Regions from separate parts of the Homo sapiens genome. Here region 2 is linked to region 1. Evidence: chromatin loops called from intact Hi-C (ENCODE). Cell type or tissue: CD4-positive, alpha-beta T cell. All regions are shown on one strand.

What was found. A loop is a pair of places that touch in the nucleus more often than their neighbours do. Peaks named below come from ENCODE experiments on the same cell type or tissue, not always from the same donor. Only the 100,000 strongest peaks of a DNase experiment are listed, where the experiment ranks them.
Region 2: a loop joins it to region 1, with 3.0 times the contacts of the local background. A loop is called at or near these places in 7 of 110 quality-filtered maps.

The regions. Positions count from the first base shown.
Region 1 is chr10:133,141,035-133,146,034 of GRCh38, reverse strand. It overlaps the pseudogene RPL5P28. Among named protein-coding and RNA genes, the nearest start is that of KNDC1, 17 kb to the left of the region's middle. In CD4-positive, alpha-beta T cell, a CTCF peak has its summit at 1,995 (motif pointing left); a DNase peak (open chromatin) is centred at 1,944; H3K27me3 peaks cover 848 bases.
Region 2 is chr10:133,227,751-133,232,750 of GRCh38, reverse strand. It overlaps UTF1 (undifferentiated embryonic cell transcription factor 1), which reads right to left and starts at 2,534. Exons shown (of 2, transcript NM_003577.3): 1 at 1,913-2,534; 2 at 1,193-1,784. The coding sequence starts at 2,462. The coding sequence ends at 1,309. RefSeq lists enhancers at 153-952, 1,753-2,552. In CD4-positive, alpha-beta T cell, no CTCF peak of the experiment used is centred here; a DNase peak (open chromatin) is centred at 2,140; H3K27me3 peaks cover 2,033 bases.

The DNA of each region.
Region 1 (5,000 bases):
ACCTCCTGGGTTCAAGCAATTCTGCTGCCTCAGCCTCCAGAGTAGCTGGGATTACAGTTACTTGCCACCATGCCCGGCTAGGTTTTGTATTTTTAGTAGATACGGGGTTTCACCATGTTGGCCAGGCTGGTCTCGAACTCCTGACCTCAGGTGATCCACCCGTCTCGGCCTCCCAAAGTGCTGGGATTACAGGCGTGAGCCACCGTGCACGGCCTGAAATTCCTGTATTGTGTTTACTCAGCTATGCTGGGATTACAGGAGTGAGCCACCGCACCTGACCTGAAATTCTTGTATTGTGGTGACTCGTCTCTGCTGGGATTACAGGAGTGAGCCACCGCGCCCGGCCTAAAATTCTTGTATTGTGGTGACTCAGCTCTGTCAGATCCATGAGGTTGTTTTTCACGCCAGCTATTTCGTCCTTCAGCTCCTGTATCATTTTATTGTGATTCTTATTTTCCTTGAGTTGGGTTTTGCTGTCCTCCTGAATCTCAACGACCTTTGCTCCTAGCTGTATTCTGAATTCTATTTCTGTCACTCCAGGCAGTTCATCAGCCTGGTTAAGAACTCTTCTTGGAGAGCTGGTGTGGCTGTTTGGAGGACACACAGCACTCTGGCCAGTTGAGTTACTGGACTTCTTGCATTGGTTCTTACAAGCAGGTTTTTAAAAGCAAAAAAGGGGACAAGGGGCCGGTCTCTGTTGAGCCGCAGACGCAGGACTCTGTTCCGCAGGATGGGGTTTGTTAAAGTTGTGCAGGATAAGGCCGACTTTAAGAGATACCAAGTGAAATTTAGAAGATGATGAGAGGGTAAAACTGATTGCTATGCTCGGAAACGCTTGGCGATTCAGTATAAAAACAAATACAACACACCCAAATACAGGATGATAGTTGGTGTAACAAACAGAGATATCATTTGTCAGATCGCTTATGCCCAGATAGAGGGGGTATGATAGTCTGCACAGCGTATGCACATGACCTGCCAAAATACAGTGTGAAGGTCGGCCTGATAAATTATGCCACAGCGTATTGTCCTGGCTGCTGCTGGCCTGCAGGTTTCTCAATAGGTCTGGCCTGGACAAGATCTAAGAAGGCGAAGTGGAGGTGACTGGTGATGAATAGAATGTGGAAAGCATTGCTGGTCGGCCAGGTGCCTTCACCTGCTATATGGATGCAGGCCTTGCCAGAACTACCACTGGCAATAAAGCTTTTGGCGCCCTGAATGGAGCTGTGGATGGAGGCTGGTCTATCCCTCACAGTACCAAACAATTTCCTGGTTATGATTCTGAAAACAAGGAATTTAATGCAGAAGTACACGGAAGGGCATCATGGGCCAGAATGTTGCAGATTACATGTGCTACTTAATGCAAGAAGATGAAGATGCTTACAAGAAACAGTTCTCTCAATACATAAAGAACAGCGTAACTCCAGACATGGTGGGGTGTAGGGACCAGCCCCACAGGGTCGGTGGGTTTTTCTCCCCGTGTGCGGAGACGAGAGATTGTAGAAATAAAGACACGAGACAAAGAGATAAAAGAAAAGACAGCGGGCCCGGGGGACCACTACCACCAAGACGCAGAGACCGGTAGTGGCCCCAAATGCCTGGCTGCGCTGTTATTTATTGGATACAAAGCAAAAGGGGCAGGGTAAAGAGTGTGAGTCATCTCCAGTGATTGATAAGGTCATGTGAGTCACGTGTCCACCAGACATGGGGCCCTTCCCTGTTAGGTAGCCGAGGCGGGGAGTGAGAGGACAGCTTATGTCATTATTTCTTCTATGTTCTTTTCAGAAAGATCAAAGACTTTAATACTTTCACTAATTTTGCTACTGCTATCTAGAGGGCGGAGCCAGGTGTACGGGATGGAACATGAGAGCGGACCAGGAGCGTGACCGCTGCACTGACGCTTCCGCTAGACCACAGTCTGCTCGGCGACGGGTGTCTTCCCAGATGCTGGCATCACCGCTAGACCAAGGAGCCCTCTGGTGGCCCTGTCCGGGCATGACAGAAGGCTCACGCACTTGCCTTGTAGTCACTTGTCACTCACCATGTCCCTTCAGCTCCTATCTCTGTATGGCCTGGTTTTTCCTACGTTATGATTGTAGAGCGAGGATTATTATAATATTGGAATAAAGAGTAATTGCTACAAACTGATGATGAATGATATTCATATATAATCATATCTATGATCTAGATCTAGCATAACTCTTGTTGTTTTATATATTTTGTTACACTGGATCAGCTCGTGCCCTCCGTCTCTTGCCTCGGCACCTGGCTGGCTTGCCGCCCACAGTGGGGGAGAGAGATAAGAAAGCTCATGCTGCTCTACAAGAGAATCCAGGCTATGAGAAGAAGCCCAAGAAAGAAGTTCGAAAGAAGAGGCAAAACCGTCCCAAAATGGCCTTTGCTCAGAAGAAAGTTCGGGTAGCTCAAAGAAGGCAAGCTTCCTTGGAGCTCAGGAGCTGCTGAGAGCTCAACCGAACAATTACCTATGAGGATTTTTCAGATCAAGACAATAAACCTACAGACAGAAAAAAAAAAAAAAGACGAGGTGTGACCCACACCAGCTGTTTGTCAGGAGTCCCCACTGTCTACAGGGCGGCCGTTGACTGGTGATTAGCTCAGCTGTTTGTCAGGAGTCCCCTCTGTCTACAGGGTGGCTGTTGACTGGTGATTAGCTCAGCTGTTTGTCAGGAGTCTCCTCTGTCTACAGGGCCGCCATTGACTCACCAGTCAACGGCTGTTGAACTCTGGGGTCTGAGTGACGGCCTGGCGTGGGGCATGTCAGGCTCATTTATTGCTACTTGGTGTCGGTCGGTCTCTAAGGCAGGGAGGGCGGCCGCTCTTATTCCAGGGCCTCTCTGGGCTGATAACTTAAAGGGACCCACATTCCTCAGATAAAAGCTGCTTTCTCATCTGCATCTTTTATAATATCCTTTAGAATAAACGGGTAAATGTACATAAGCACTTCCCTGAGTTCTGCGAGCCGTCCTGGCAAATTAATCGAACCCAAGGAGGGGATCATGGGAACCCCACTTTGCAGCCAGTCAGAAAGGAGCATCCGGGTGGGCCAGACCTGTGATCGGGACCTGCAGTGCGGGTGGCTTGTGGGACAGCTTCCCCTCGTGGGGCCGGACACCATCGCCGGGTAGATGGTGTAGAGGCTGAACGGAATTATAGGACACTCAGCTGGTGTCCCTGGAGACACACATGTCCGGCCACAGAAGTGTTCTGTGGTGTCGAGTGAGTGCAGAGAAGAAAACAGCTTGTTGTTCCTCTTGCTCTCTTCATGGAAGAAGATTCCATAAAGGGCCTTACCAGGTGACCGGGGAGGTGGCCGTCAGGCTGTGAGGCGAAGGGTGACGTGAAGGTGGGGGCGTGTCTGAAGGGCAGGGCCAGGCGAGACCTTCCTGGCCCTTAGACTAAGCCATTATAAACAACTTTGTCTTTAAAACAAAATTCCAGAATAAACTCAAACTGAATCCGAATGAGATGCGTCTTGTTCATCGGCCATGCCGTTTGCAAACGCGTAAACAGCAAAACTGATCTTATACTGTAGTTTTCTGTAAATAAAATTCAAAAAGCCCATCACCTTTCCTGGATGAATGGTCATTTCTTGGAAAATAACGGAACGCTCCTTTTCATTCAATTAAATAGGATATGTTTCTCAGAAAAAGATGAAAAGACCTGAGAAGCAGGTACGTACTTAATGCACTCACGTTTTCTCTTCTGTCTGTTGGCTGGCGCGCCGATCACAGGGAAGGGGCCGTGCTCAGCACCCGGACACTCCGGCCCCGCCCCCAGGGCAGCAGCAGAAACCAGGGACTGCTCGGTGTGTGCCTCCTCGGGTGCAGGTCCCGGCCTGCACGGGGTGTCTGTGGAGGCAGGACTTTCCGGGAGCAGGGTGCGCGGTCCAGGGCAGAACAGGGCCACGGGGCTCCGGGATGCTGCGTAGTGCCGTGGGCCCTCGGGGCGATGGTGGCCGCTCAGTGAGGCTGAGGCCTGGGGGGTGTCGGGCCCCCGGATCCCAGCACCGGTGAGGGTGTCCCAGCCTCTAGGACGTCCTCCAGTCCCACATTTCCTCTGTGCCTCAATGGCTTCTCCAAAAACCAGCTCAGAGCAGGAGGCCTCCTCCTGGCTGATGCCCAGATGCCATCTGCAGAGCAGGGTCAGGGTCCCGGAGCCCACTGATGCCCTGACGTGCTTATGAGAACTGGAGGGGACCCTTCATGGGGCCCAATGCTCACAGGTCCCAGCTCCACCCCTACCCAGTGTGGGGATTTGAGCCCCGTCCTCATCTGAACACTGCAGAGGGGCCGAAACACACGTGAGAGAACCCGGGAGGCCCCAGCCCAGACCCAGCCCAGGTCACCGGGCCCCCTGTACATTCCCTTAGAGCCCGGCTGGGATGCTCCCAGGGCTCAGCCCCTGCGGGTGGCTCCTGGGCCTGGGAAGGGGACGGTACAGGACTGTGCGTGTCCTTGTTGCTCGCCGACCACAGGTGCCGTCTCCCGACCTAATTCCCCCTGGGTCCTGGGCCTCACTGGGTGCTCTTGGCCACGGGCCCTTCCCTGGCAGCCTTGCTTTTGTACTCACAGTGGAGGCTGCTTGCCTCGCCCCTGCCACACCTCCCACAGGGGCTGCCGTCCTTCCCTGATGCTGTGGCCTGACGGGGCAGGAGGCTGGGGTCCCTGGTGCTCTCCAGGAGCTCCAGCTGTGGACACTGTGATATTTCACCCCTCCTTCCAGGAGGGCCGCAGGCTGAGGCCGAGACACGCGGTTTCCCTTGAGGCATTCCAAGCTGTGGCCTGGCCTCCGCTGGCTCCCAGAGGCCCCCGGGGGAGGCACAAATGCCGCTGATGTCAGAGGGCAGCGTCACGGATCTGGCCCCAGAAGTTTCTGTGTGGGGCCTGCCTGCCCTTCTCCCCTGTGACCTGGGGAGGCCCCAGCCTTGCAGGGGAGGGTCACTGCCCCTGCACGGCGCTAAGGCGGGAGGCATGTGGAAG
Region 2 (5,000 bases), 87 kb before region 1:
GCTGGTCTCGAACTCCTGAGCGAGCTCAGGCAATCCACCCACCTCAGCCTCCCAAAGTGTTAGGATTACAGGCGTGAGCCACAGCGTCCGGCGCCTCAGTTTCTTAAATGAGGTGAGGCTTGGAGTCAGTTCTTGCAGGCGTGGTCTCACAGGCCTCCCCCTCAGACCTGGGCAAGCCGTTCATTTCCCCAGGAGCAGCCTTTAGCACTAGCGGGAACTATTCTTCTGGATACCCAGAAAAGCATGTGCAGGAGGGGCTGCAACCATACCACCCACAGGGAACCCCTCAGGACTGCTGGGTGCTGGGCCAGCGGGGACCCCCCCAGCCCCATTTAGCTGCATGGCCCTGGGCAAACCACTTGTCTTTCTGGATGGGCCCACTAATTTGCAGGCATTGTTATGCTAGCGGAACTCCTCCAGGCTACATTTGTATCTCCGGCTCCAGCCAATCCCTCTTCTGACTCAGGGGTCCAGGGTGGGGCCCTCTATTGCTACTTGGAAAATGCTTCCTGGGCAGGTTTGCTTCGGTTTTCTCAAAATTGCAAGGACCCTGCCCTCAGCCTCTGCCCAAGGATCACACCCCAGACGCTCAGCGCCTCCCTAGGCCCACCCAGACCAGAGCCACCTCCCTGGAGACAAAACCAGCATCCTCCCTGGAGCTCTGTGGCTTCTCTTCCCCTTTTGTTTCCCAGGACCTGGGAGAGTTCAGCCGGGTGGTCCAAGGCTGCCCGAGGCCATGGGAGGACCTTCGGAACCCCCCATGCTACTCCTGGGTCAAAGGGGGTTCTCTGCTGGGCAGTGTGGAGGCGACCACTCTAACCCCTACCCCTGCATTGAGTGAAGAGGTGGGGTCAGCCTCAGGTTCTCTCCGGACCCCCAGCGGAGCCCACCCGTTCACTTCGTTTTACTCAGTGGGGCTCCCCGGGAGGGGCAGGGAGAGTCTGGTGTGGCCTTGAGAACCGAGTGTGTGACCAGGACCCGGCAGCAGGCACCACGCCCACCACCCTCGAGCCTGGCCTCCTCGGCCTACATTTGGGTGCGCCCCACGGAGCTCTGTCTACACCTTAGGAGCGAGTGGGAGCCCCTCTCTGTGATGAGAGCGTCGCAACCCTGCCCTGACCTTTGCAGCCCCAGCACTGCAGGGCGCCACTCCCTCCCCGTCTCCAGACCCGCACTCCTACACAGCCCGGACTCTAGGAAAACAATCCTTTTATTGAACATACCCAAGAACGGGGGTGGGAAGGCAGCAGGAGGGGTCAGGGCGGAGGGGCCTCGGCCTGGAGAGGGGAGACTGGCCGCAGCCGGGACTCACTGGCACGGGTCCCTGAGGACCCCTCGCTCGGCGGCCGCGCTGCCCAGAATGAAGCCCACGGCCAGGGACACTGTCTGGTCGAAGGCGCCGCGCAGCTGCTCCACGTGCTGGTTCAAGGTCAGCAGCTGGTCGCGCAGCGGGCCCAGGATGTTCGCGATGTCGCCCAGGTGCCCCAGGGTCTGCAGCAGGGCGGTGTTCAGCGACGGGGGCGCGGCCGGAGGGGGCGCGCAGTCCTCGGGGCGGCCGGGCGGCGAGTCGGGGTCTTCGCGGGCCGGGGGTGGCGGCGGGGACCCGGGGCCGCGGACGGGCGCGCGGTCCTCGGGGATGCAGGTGGCGAGGGCGGTCGGGGCGGGAGCTGGCGGGGAGCCGGGGGCGGGGGAGGCGTCCGCAGACTTCGGTGGGGACGGGCTGAAGCGGAGCGTCCAGGTGGGGTCCGCGTCGCGGTCGCGGGCGGTGGGCAGCGGGGTGGCGTCTGGGAACGCGGAGCAGGCGGTCGGGCGGATTTTCGCGGGGCGCGCCCGCCCCTCCCCCGCAGCCCTCGGCAGCCCCCGGTTCCTCCGCAGTCCTCGGCCCCACCTGGCCCCCCAGTCCCCCGCCTACCTGGTTCGCTGGGAGCCGGCGCGTGCGCGTTGGGGACCGGGCGGCGGGCGCGCTGGGGGCGCCCGGACCCCGGGGAGCGGCGGCGAGGCCGTTTGCGCCCGTTGTCGCCCAGCAGCCCCATGAGCTTCCGGATCTGCTCGTCGAAGGGCCCGGGCGGCTGGCCGTGCGCCTCGCGAAACTTGTCTTTAAGGAACTTGTAGCGGCGGCGGCACTGCGCGGGGGTGCGGCGCACCTGCTGCTGGGCCAGCGCGGCCGACACGCGGCGGTAGGTGGGCAGGGCCTGGCGGCGGTCCAGGAGCAGCGCGCGCCACACGGCCGGTTGCAGCAGCGTCCCCAGCAGCAGCTCCGTCTCCCGGGCGCTCCAGGGCGTGCGCTGCGCCGAGCCCGGGGACACCGGCAACCCGAGTTCCCCCAGCGCGCTGGGCGAGGCGGGCCTCCGGGGCGGGGTCCCCGGGGCGTCTCCGGGTGTCCGCGGCTCGGGGTCGGGGCTGGCGGGCGAGGGCGGCGCGGGGGGCGCGAGCGGGGGCGGCCTGCGGGGCCGGAGCAGCATCCCGGGGCTGGGGCGCGGCGCGCGAGGATGGGGAGAGGGCCAGACGCCGCCCGGGCCGCCCACACGCGTTCTGAGCATCCCGCGCCGCCGTCCCTCCGTCCCAGCCGGGTCTACGCGACCCTCCCACCATCCCCGCCCCGCCCCGCGCGCCCCGCCCCGCCCGCCGGGTCCTAAGGGGTCGGTCCTGGCGCTGCGGCCGGGAAGACGCAGAGCAAAGACTGGCTTCGGTTGGAAACGGAGGGTCCTCAGGAGTTCTGTTCTTAGACCCGTTCAACGGAGGTGCCGCGATGCCTAAGCCCCGGCGGCTCCGCTCGTTTTTAGCCTGTGCCGAGCCTACCCCCGCCCCCGTCGAGGTGTGTGCGGAGCCCCTCCCGCTCCGGAAGGCGCTGGCGCCCCCTTGTCCGGCCCCCAGTGCTGCCCCCGCCCCCGCCGCCCCCGCCCGGGCTCAGCACCTGCACGCGAGGGGTCCGGAGGACCGACCCGGGTCCCAGGGGGAGTCGCCAGGCCAGGGGATGGGTCCGAGGAGAAGCCACGCCAGCCGCGGGAATGGGTGTCGGAATTCACGCGCTCGCAGAAGTAGCTTTTAAAATCTGAACTTCTTCCATCTGCAGCGCGTCTGCAGCCAGCATCCCTGGGAGGAGGAAATTCTCTTCCTATTAAATGCTCTTCCTCCTTGCCGCACGGCGCCGAGTCCTTCTGTCTCCTGGGTCTCCTCTGGGCCGTGGCAGCTTCTCGCGTCCTCGACACGGTTGAGGACGGGCCAGGTGTTTTGTTGAATGTTCCTCGACTTGGGTTTGCCTGGTGTCTTCCTGTGATCCGACTAGGGTGGTGGGTTTTAGGAAGGAAGGCGCAGGGGTGGAGTCTCGCCCCTCCTGTCTTGTGGCTCAGCACCGGTGAGGTCTGCTCCGTGCTGGGGTGCGGACTGTCTGCCACTCTTGCAGTCTTCAGGTATCGCCTTTCCATCCCTGCTCTGGTCACTGGAATCCGGCCCCTCAGCCCATCCCCAACTCATGGGGAGAGTAATTAGGCCCCACCTCCTGGAGGGGTGTCTGTATTTTCTGGGATTCTTCTGTAAGGTTTGTCTCTCTGCCTGTTGATTTATTTACTCAGTCATTTATTTCTACAGTGTGGGCTCGTGTATATTTATTTTATCCTTTAGGTCATAACCCGATGCTGTTATTATTTATTTGTTTTAAAAGTTCTGTTTGTTTTTATTATTTTTTACAAATGGGGTCTCTTTCTGTCACTCAGGCTGGAGTGCAGTGGCCTGATCACAGCTCACTGTAGCCTTGAACTCTTGGGCCCAAGTGATCCTCCAGCCTCAGCTTCCTTGGTAGCTGGGACTACATGTGTGCACCACCACACGCACCTAGTTTTTTTTTTTTTTTTTTACTTTTTGTAGGGACAGGGTCTTGCTATGTTGCCTAGGCTCGTCTTGAACTCCTGGGCTCAAGTGATCCTCCTGCCTGGGCCTCCCAATGTGCTGAGATTACAGGAGTGAGCCCCTGTGCCGGGCTTTTATTTGTATTTTTGCGCATATCGTTCCTGCTTTGGCCATTGAAAGTCTTCTCACCTCCTCCTCTCTTCCTTGTCCTTTTGAAACCCCCTCCCAGCTCCCTGGCAATACAGGATGCTCCTGCCTCATCTGGTCCTTTGCCGACCCTGGTCCTAGAATCAGCTTTTCAGACACTTCTCAAGAAATCTGTGGTTCCTGGCCAGGCACTCATACACGGGGCTCACACCTGTATTCCTAGCACTTTGGGAGGCTGAGGTGGGCAGATCTCCTGAGGCCAGGAGTTTGAGACTGACCTGGGCAATATAGTGAGACCCCCATCTCTGCAAAAAAATAAAAAATAGCCGAGTGTAGTAGCAGGTGCCTGTAGTTCCAGCTACTTGGGAGGCTGAGGCGGGAGGATGTCCTTTTGCTCAGGAGGTTAAGCCTGCAGTGTACCGTGATGACCTGACTGCACTCCTGCCTGGGTGACAGGGCAAGACTCTGTCTTAAAAAGAAAAGGGGGGCGTGCAGGCGTGGTGGCTGTAATCCCAGCACTTTGGGAGGCTGAGGCAGGCGGATCACCTGAGGTCAGGAGTCTGAGACCAGCCTGGCCAACATGGTGAAACCCCATCTCTACTAAAAATACAAAAATTAGCGAGGCGTTGGATGTGCACCTGTAATCCCAGCTTCTAGGGAGGCTGAGGCAGGAGAATTGCTTGAACCTGGGAGGTGGATCTAAAAAAAAAAAAAAGGCTGGGCGCGTGGCTCAAGCCTGTTGACACCCAGCACTTTGGGGGGCCGAGGCGGGCGGATCACGAGGTCAGGAGATTGAGACCATCCTGGCTAACACAGTGAAACCCGTCTCTACTAAAAATACAAAAAATTAGCTGGGTGTCGTGGCATGTGTCTGTAGTCCCAGCTACTCAGGAGGCTGAGGCAGGAGAATCGCTTGAACCCAAGAGGTGGAGGTTGCAGTGAGCCAAGATCGCACCACTGCATTCCAGCCTAGGTGACGGAGTGAGACTCTGTCTCAAAAAAAAAAA